2 separate regions of the Mus musculus genome follow, and region 2 is linked to region 1. Evidence: chromatin loops called from intact Hi-C (ENCODE). Cell type or tissue: gastrocnemius. All regions are shown on one strand.

What was found. Hi-C counts contacts between places; a loop is a spot of excess contacts. Peaks named below come from ENCODE experiments on the same cell type or tissue, not always from the same donor. Only the 100,000 strongest peaks of a DNase experiment are listed, where the experiment ranks them.
Region 2: it touches region 1 in a loop (3-fold over the local background); 1 of 42 quality-filtered maps calls a loop at or near these places.

Annotation. Positions count from the first base shown.
Region 1 is chr6:125,041,432-125,045,431 of GRCm38, forward strand. It overlaps Ing4 (inhibitor of growth family, member 4), which reads left to right. Exons shown (of 8, transcript NM_133345.2): 2 at 2,523-2,594. All of the region lies in intron 1 of 4930557K07Rik (RIKEN cDNA 4930557K07 gene), which reads right to left. Among named protein-coding and RNA genes, the nearest start is that of Ing4, 3.6 kb to the left of the region's middle. In gastrocnemius, a CTCF peak has its summit at 1,540 (motif pointing right); no DNase peak of the experiment used is centred here.
Region 2 is chr6:125,128,314-125,132,313 of GRCm38, forward strand. Chd4 (chromodomain helicase DNA binding protein 4) reads left to right here. Exons shown (of 39, transcript NM_001346610.1): 38 at 479-674; 39 at 1,507-2,278. The coding sequence ends at 1,688. Nop2 (NOP2 nucleolar protein) reads left to right here and starts at 3,570. Exons shown (of 16, transcript NM_138747.2): 1 at 3,570-3,690; 2 at 3,895-4,000. The coding sequence starts at 3,900. In gastrocnemius, no CTCF peak of the experiment used is centred here; DNase peaks (open chromatin) are centred at 1,652, 1,850 and 3,531; H3K4me3 peaks cover 1,127 bases; H3K27ac peaks cover 1,159 bases.

The DNA of each region.
Region 1 (4,000 bases):
ATTATAAGCACCAAGCCATATTCAGTACAAACATTTTTTTACATTTGAGTTCGACTTACAGAAACACAAGTTTGGGTAGCACATACCTTTAATCCCAGCACTTGGAAAGATCTCTGAGTTTGAGACCAGCCTGGTATTATAAGGTGAGATCTCGGCCCGCCATGGCTACATAATGAAAGCCTGTCTTTATGTTTATATAGGAGATGACACTAGACCACTTGCCTAACAAGGGGCAGCCCCTGGGATTGAAGTTCAGTCTGCCCCACCACAGGGAGCGAGAGAGTGAGGTTAAGCTCTGTAGAGAAAATTTGCTTTTGTGGAGAAGCTTAACTAATAATACGTTTATTCAATTATTTATTTGACACTTTCTAAACATGAGGGGAATTTAAAATTTGATCCAGGCATGTGTCTCCTGGAAGGTTAGGGAGACATACCCAAAGTAACTATTAGTTATTTCGTTATGGTTGGATAAATACTAAAAATACTGGCTAGACTATCTCTTTTTTTTGTTTTTTTTTCATTTTGGTTTTTTTCGAGACAGGGTTTCTCTGTGTAGGCCTGGCTGTCCTGGAACTCTTTGTAGACCAGGCTGGCCTCGAACTCAGAAAACCGCCTGCCTCTGCCTCCCGAGTGTTGGGATGAAAGGCATGCGCCACCAAACCCGGCTCTAGCTAGACTATCTTGACAGCCTGTCTATGTAAGGCATTTGTCCGAGTCTGGGAAAGTCCGGTTCTGAAACTGCACTTTGAAGAATGAGAAGAAGTGGAGTGGGGGAAGCAGGTACTGTGTGGGTGGGATGAGGAAGCCAGGACTCCTGGAAAGTTGCTGACAAGTGTGAGGCGCTTAGAAGGCCAGTGTGTTATCAGAGAGAGCAAGAAGATGGCAAGGCTGAGTGAGCTAAGCCAGATAGGAAGTGTGGAACACAGCCTTAAGTTACTGGACGGTTACAGAACGCATGATGAGTGCTAAAGTTGAGAGCAAAGAAGATGGAGGTTGAAGCTAAAAGAGAGAAAGCTGGTTTATAGAATAAGGTCACCAAATAAGAAGAGGTTAGGAGGCTTGCAGAGACAGGAGGCTAGCTGAAAAAGAGGTTTCCCCTTTTGAGAAAGGGTGAATGAATCCTGTCACAAATAAATCCCTCATTTCAGGCTGGGCATGGAGCTCAGTTGGTAGAATGACTGCCTGGCATGCAAGGGCCCTGAGGTTTGATCCCCAACACTGTATACAGCTGGCATAGGACTATTAACACTGGACTATTAGGAGCCAACACATGACAAGAATCAGAATTTTATTGTTGGTCATCGTTGGCTACAAAGCAAGTTTGAGGCCAGCCTGGCCTACAGAGACCCTGTCCAAAAAAAAAAAAAAAAAAAAAAAACTTAAAAAAAGAAACAAACAAACAAAAGCAAGAAAAAACTCCAGTTTCAGATGAGGGGAAAACTGAATCACACTCCATTTTATATATATATGCATATATATTTTTTTTTAAGTTTTTTGTATTATTATACATAAGTACACTGTAGCTGTCTTCAGACGCACCAGAAGAGGGCATCAGATCTCATTAGGGATGGCTGTGAGCCACCATGTGGTTGCTGGGATTTGAACTCAGGACCTTTGGAAGAGCAGTCGGTGCTCTTAACCATTGAGCCATCTCTCCAGCCCCCCTTTTTTTTTTCAAAATACTGAATTGCACTTTAGAAAAGTATTTTTTTAAAGATTTATTTATTATATATATTTGAATATATATATATATTATTACTTATTATATGTAAGTACACTGTAGCTGTCTTCAGACACTCCAGAAGAGGGCGTCAGATCTTGTTACAGATGGTTGTGAGCCACCATGTGGTTGCTGGGATTTGAACTCCAGACCTTCGGAAGAGCAGTCGGGTGCTCTTACCCACTGAGCCATCTCACCAGCCCTAGAAAAGTATTTTAGTTAATTATTTTTTATTACCTATCCATCAATCATGGGAATGGGTATGTATGTGTGTGTATGCATGAATGCATGTCCCCTTGTAACTCAGAAACATTGTATCCCCAGAGCTGGAGCTATAGGGACTTGTAAGCCACTCAGTCTGGGTGCAGGGAACCAAACTCTGGACTCTGGAAGAACAGCCAGTGCTCCTGTCTGCCGAGCATCTCTGCAGCCCCTGAACTTTACTTTTGTCTATTTTCCTATTCTTTGTTTTGTCTTTTAAAACAATTATCTTATGTAACTAGGTGGCTCCAGATTCCCTATGTGGCCGAGCCTGACTTGAGTCATAATTCCCCTGCCTCTTCCTTTTGTTTCCAGCCTGAACTTCATTTTCAAAGGAGCCTTCAGTCGGCTAGGGTTGTAGATCAGGGGCAGCACGCTTGCCTAGCATACGCAAAGCCCTGGGTTCTATCCACAGCATCGCAGAAACAGTAAACAAAAGGTTAAATAGAAAGATGGCCGCAGCAAGCTGAGGTCTAGCTTAGTGGTAGAGCACTTGCCACAACTTAGGTGTACTGCAGTAACTATTTCTGTCTCTTCCCAGGTATTGAAAACCTCCCGTTTGAATTACAGAGAAACTTTCAGCTCATGAGGGACCTAGACCAAAGGACAGAGGGTACGTACAGAATAATAGGCTTTTCTTGATCACTGTGTGGTTTCCTGCTTTCTGCTACCGTACCATCTGGTGAACTGTGACTTACTTGGGGGAGGGAGGTGTGTATGCACGTATGTATGTATGTATGAATGTTCTGCCCATATGTATATCTATGTATCATGTGTGTGCCTGGTACACAGAGACCAGAAGACAGTATCAGATCTCCTGGAACTGGAGCTATAAAGATGGTTGTGAGCCACCATGTGGGTACTGGGCTCCAAACCCAGGTCCTCTGCAAGAAAACAGCCAGTGTTCTTAACCACTGAGCCATCTCTCCACCTTGACTTTCATGGACTCCTTAAAAGAAGATAATGGCCATCCTTTTCTACTTTTCCATATCAAATGAAGGATTGAGATAATACCTCAAGAATTCAGTGATGCTGAGCTGGCGAAACAGTTCAGTGGGTAAAGGTGTTTGCTACCAGGCCTGATGCCCTGAGTTTGATCCCCAGGACCCACACAGTAGAAGGAGAGAACCTCCCAGAAGTTGGTCCTGTGACCACAACCTGTGGGCCATTGTACACGTTCATCCACACACATACAAACTATGCACAAAATAAACAAGGTTCAGGGGTGTTACAGTTTTTGTACCTCTTTCCTCAAGACTAGAAGATACGAAGCCTAGACGTTGCTCCTGGTTTTGTTTTTTGCTTTTGCGTGAACGCAAGGTATGCCTCATTGCAGTGTTTGCTATCACCAAATCCACAGCACTTGAGGCTACATACGCCTGCATGGATGGCTGCTGGCAACTTTGCCAAGAAGCTATTACAAAGAAAGGGCAGGGCATGGTAGCATAGGCAGGTAGATCTTGGTGAGTTCGAGGCCAGCCTGTTGTACATATTGAGTTTCAGGCCAGCAAGGGCTATATGGTGGGACCCTGTTGGGGGGAAAAAAATCTGAGGTCATCCTTGTACATCTGGCACATACCCAGAGTTTGAGGTCTGCCTTGGCTACATGAGACCTTTTCCCCAAAAAACTAAAGAAATAAAAGTAACCAATAACAACAAAAGGGAAAGGAATAAAACAAAATGCATCAGGTAACATCAGAAGTGCTCTACTGTATTCCTCAACTCATAGACACATTGGATGTCATAACTCATAGGCGGTTAGAATCAGCTGGATTTTTCAGTCCTTGTACTCGGGGCTGAGTTGGCTCTCCTGAGGTGCCTGCCCTCTGGCGCCTGAGGAGCGCTTCACTGCAGAGCTCAGGCTGCTCTGCTCCGGAGGTAAGGTTCATTTTGAAGGTGTCCTCATACCCACTGAAGGATAGATATGTCTTATGTTCCATCCTAGGTAGCCATGTTCAAAGACCTAGCAAGCTAGGCTGTGAAGCCATGTCTTTTTTTTTTTTTTTTTTTTTTTTTAAA
Region 2 (4,000 bases), 87 kb after region 1:
TGAGAATCTAAAAAGTGTGGACCTCCAGGGCTGGAGAGATGCTCAGTAGTTAAGAACACTGGTTCCTCTTCCAGAGGTCCTGCATACTCATACATAAAATACAGTGTTAAAAATGTGGACTCCAGCCGGGCGTGGTGGCACATGCCTTTAATTCTAGCACTTGGGAGACAGAGGCAGGCAGATTTCTGAGTTCAAGGCCAGCCTGGTCTACAAAGTGAGTTCCAGGACAGCCAGGGCTACACAGAGAAACTCTGTCTCAAAAAACAAAAAAAAAAAAAAAAAAAAAAGAGAGAGAGAGAGAGAGAGAAATGTGGACTCCAGTGGGTAGGAGGTGCTGGCCTGTTGAAGTCCGTGGGTGAGGAACAGTGTGGAGGGGCCGGCATTTCTTTACAGATTCTTGCTAGCTGGAGGAAGAGATGAATCTGTCAGTGAGAACGTGGCCATCAGTCCAACCCCTGTCTTCTTTCTCCGTGTGCAGCTCTTAGAACAAGCCCTGGTGATCGAGGAGCAGCTTCGCAGGGCAGCTTACCTGAACATGTCCGAGGACCCCTCTCACCCGTCTATGGCCCTTAACACCCGCTTCGCTGAGGTGGAGTGTTTGGCAGAAAGTCACCAGCACCTGTCCAAGGAGTCGATGGCAGGGAATAAGCCGGCCAATGCAGTCCTACACAAAGGTCGCCAGTGGCTCCCCTGCCTCCTGCTCCTTCCACCTCCCCCTCCACTCTCCCCTCCCCAACATCCATAAACAGCTTATTTCCAAACTGTCTGCCGAGCCTGTGTGGAACCTTAGGATGTGAGCTGAGGGGATTTTCTTTGCAGGCAATCGAGGACAGCGATTTTCTTTGAACTCTTAAGTCTATTGAGATTTTGAGCATAGCTTTATGGGGGGGGGGTGAAATGAAAAGGTGGGTGTCATAAAGGTAGCCGGGGACATTGGGGATATAAAAAGGTGTGGATGCAGAGAGGAGATGGTAGGAACTGAGCCTCTCAAGTGGAGGAGCCCAAGGCTGAGAATAAAAACTCTGTGGGCATTTGCTGTGCTCCCAACTTGGGAGCACTTGGAGGCGGGAGCACGATGAGATGTGCTCATGCTTGGCTGCATAGGAAGTTTGAAGCCAACCTTTTATATAAAAAAAAAAAAAAAAAAAAAAAAAAAAGAAAGAAAGAAAAAGAAAATGGAGACAATAGTGAGAAGGAATAATGAACTAAAGTTTGGTGGCTCTTAAAAACAAGAATCCGCCAGCTGTGGATGGCCGATGCCTAGAGTCACAGGGACTCAAGAGACACAGCAGGACCTGAGCTCAAGTCTCAGGCCATCCTGGACAACATGTGAGACCAGAGCCACTTGCAACTAGAATGGGAGGAATAGCTGGGTGGGCAGGCCAGGTAAAGCGAGTGTCAAGAGCGTATCCTGTGTATGCCAGCGTGACAACCAGCCCTGTGGGCCACAGCTGTGCCCTTGACTACCACAGCTCACGGCCTCTTTCTTTCTTTTTCCCTCTGCAGTCCTGAAACAGCTGGAGGAACTGTTGAGTGACATGAAAGCTGATGTGACGCGGCTCCCAGCCACCATTGCCCGCATCCCCCCAGTCGCTGTGAGGTTACAGATGTCAGAGCGGAACATTCTCAGCCGCCTGGCAAACAGGGCGCCAGAACCTCCCCCACAGCAGGTAGCCCAGCAGCAGTGAAAGACCCAGAGTGATATCCACCTCCACCACTCAGCAGTGACCTTCCTCACTTTCTCTTGTCCCGGCTGCCCCTGGGGGCCAGAGAGACCCTTGCCTTCCTTCTGCCCATCTTCTGAGTTGTAAAGGAACAGCCCTGCGCAGTGGGGCAGGGAGGGAGGGAGAAGCAATGGTGCCCTTCCTGCTGGAGAGACAAGCAGCAGTAGCGCAGCGCCCGCCCGCCATGTGCAGGAGCTGGCGGGCTGGCTGCCTTCTGGACCCTGGCTTCTCCCCACCGTGCGCCTGTTACAAACTGTTGTGGATTCTGCCAGGCTCGAAGAAAATGATCTGAATTTCTTCCTCTTTTTGGTTTTATTTTGTTGGTTTACTTTGTGTTTTCTCCTTTTTGGGGGGTATTCAGAGTGGGCCGGGCCCCTGGGCGAGACACAGCTACCTCTGTTGGCATCTTTTTAATACCAGGAACCCAGCGGCTCCAGCCACTGAGCAGCTAAATAAAGTTGGAAAAAAAAAAAAAAAGAAAAAGAACCAAAAGCATAAAAAACCACAGCAAATTTCTTGATGAGAACTGAAAATAAAAGTTTCCTTGTATTTTAGTGATCTGGTTCTGTGTGGGTGAGTGTGGGTTCCAGGTACCCCAGGAACTGGCTTATCCTGGAAGACTGCCTGTGCTCCTGACAGGGTGACATTCTGGCGAACAAGAGGCTTCTGGACCATTGTTTATAGGCTCTGATCTTTAGCAAACTGTTCGCAGAGCACTCCTGCAGGAAGTAGCCACTTGCCTGGTACAGTTGTGAAGACATTGGGCAAGTGTTCTACCATGGAATACATATGCGTGAATATGTAATTATAGAAGTATAAATTTTTTGAGGGTCTAAGTAACAACTGCCTGCCCCTGCCTCTCAAGTGGGGGAATTAAGGATGTGTTACCTTAAGTATAAATTTTTTGAGGGTCTAAGTAACTACTGCCTGCCCCTGCCTCTCAAGTGGGGGAATTAAGGATGTTACCGTACCCTAAAATTTTTTCCTTGGTTTATTGTTATCACTTTTTTTTTGTTTGAAGATTTATTTATTATTATATATGAGTACACTTCAGACACACCAGAAGAGTGCATCAGATCTCATTGCAGATGGTTGTGAGCCACCATGTGGTTGCTGGGATTTGAACTCGGGACCCTTAGAAGAGCAGTCAGTGCTCTTGACTGCTGAGCCATCTCTCCAGCCCCTTATTACTGGTTTTCTTTGAGACAGGGTTTCTTTGTGTAATCCTGGGTCCAGGAATTCCAGGCTGCCCTCAAGTTAAAGAGATTCACCTGCTTCTTGCAGAGGGCTGAGATTATAGAGAACTACCACTCTCTTATATAATTTGTACATAGCATCACTGTGCACGTGGAGGTCAAAGAGCAGCTTGTAGGAGTTTGTGCCCGATGCCACTAGATGGGTGGGTCCTGGACTCAAAGACTCAGTTCTGCAGGCTCGGAGACAAGCGCGTTTATCCGCTAAGCGGTCTCCCTGCTTGGAAGGAAGGCCGGCCGAGTGCGTGTTCCTATGTGAAAGGGTCCGGAGGGGAGGGTTACCTCTAAGGAAAGCGGCTCTAATACAAAACTTTGGGAACAGGAGGGCGAGGGGCGTGGGACCCCGCGATCTTGCGGGCTAAGGCAATTAGGGTGCCAGCGGGAGGGCCAAGTTGCGGTGCTAGGTGGAAGGAGCGTGCGGCCTCGGGAGTAGCGGGCGGAAGCCACCTTCCGAACCGAGGGCAGAGAAACGCTGACCGCAGCGCCGCGCGTTTCCCTCTCTGAACCGCGGGTGAGGGGCGTGTCCCTGGATCACGTGTGTTCCGGTGCCGCGGCCGGAAGAGGCGGGGCGTTGTGACGACCCTTTTTGCGCTTGCGCGATTCACTTTCGCGGTGTGCGACCTCTGAGTTCTTCCCCCCAGTGCACGTGGAGCGGGCCTTGACTGGAGGTGCCGGGTCAGCCGGAACCAGGTCTAGGCGAGCCGAGCCTTCAGGTGCGTCTGCAGGATCGCGGAGCAAGGTTCCGAGAGGGGCGTGGTGACGAGGTCCTGTGGGAGATCCTGGAGGGGGCCATCGGGGTCCTGAGTAGTGGTCCTGGGCCGGGCGGTACCCATCCCTGGTAATATCCTTAAGCCTACGGCCTGCGTTCCCATTTCAGCATCCACAACGTCGCTTTGCCTCGTTTGTCTTTGCTTTAGTTATCATGGGGCGCAAGTTGGATCCTACGAAGAAGGAGAAGCGTGGACCCGGCCGAAAGGCCCGAAAACAGAAGGGTGCGGAGACCGAATTGGTCAGATTTTTGCC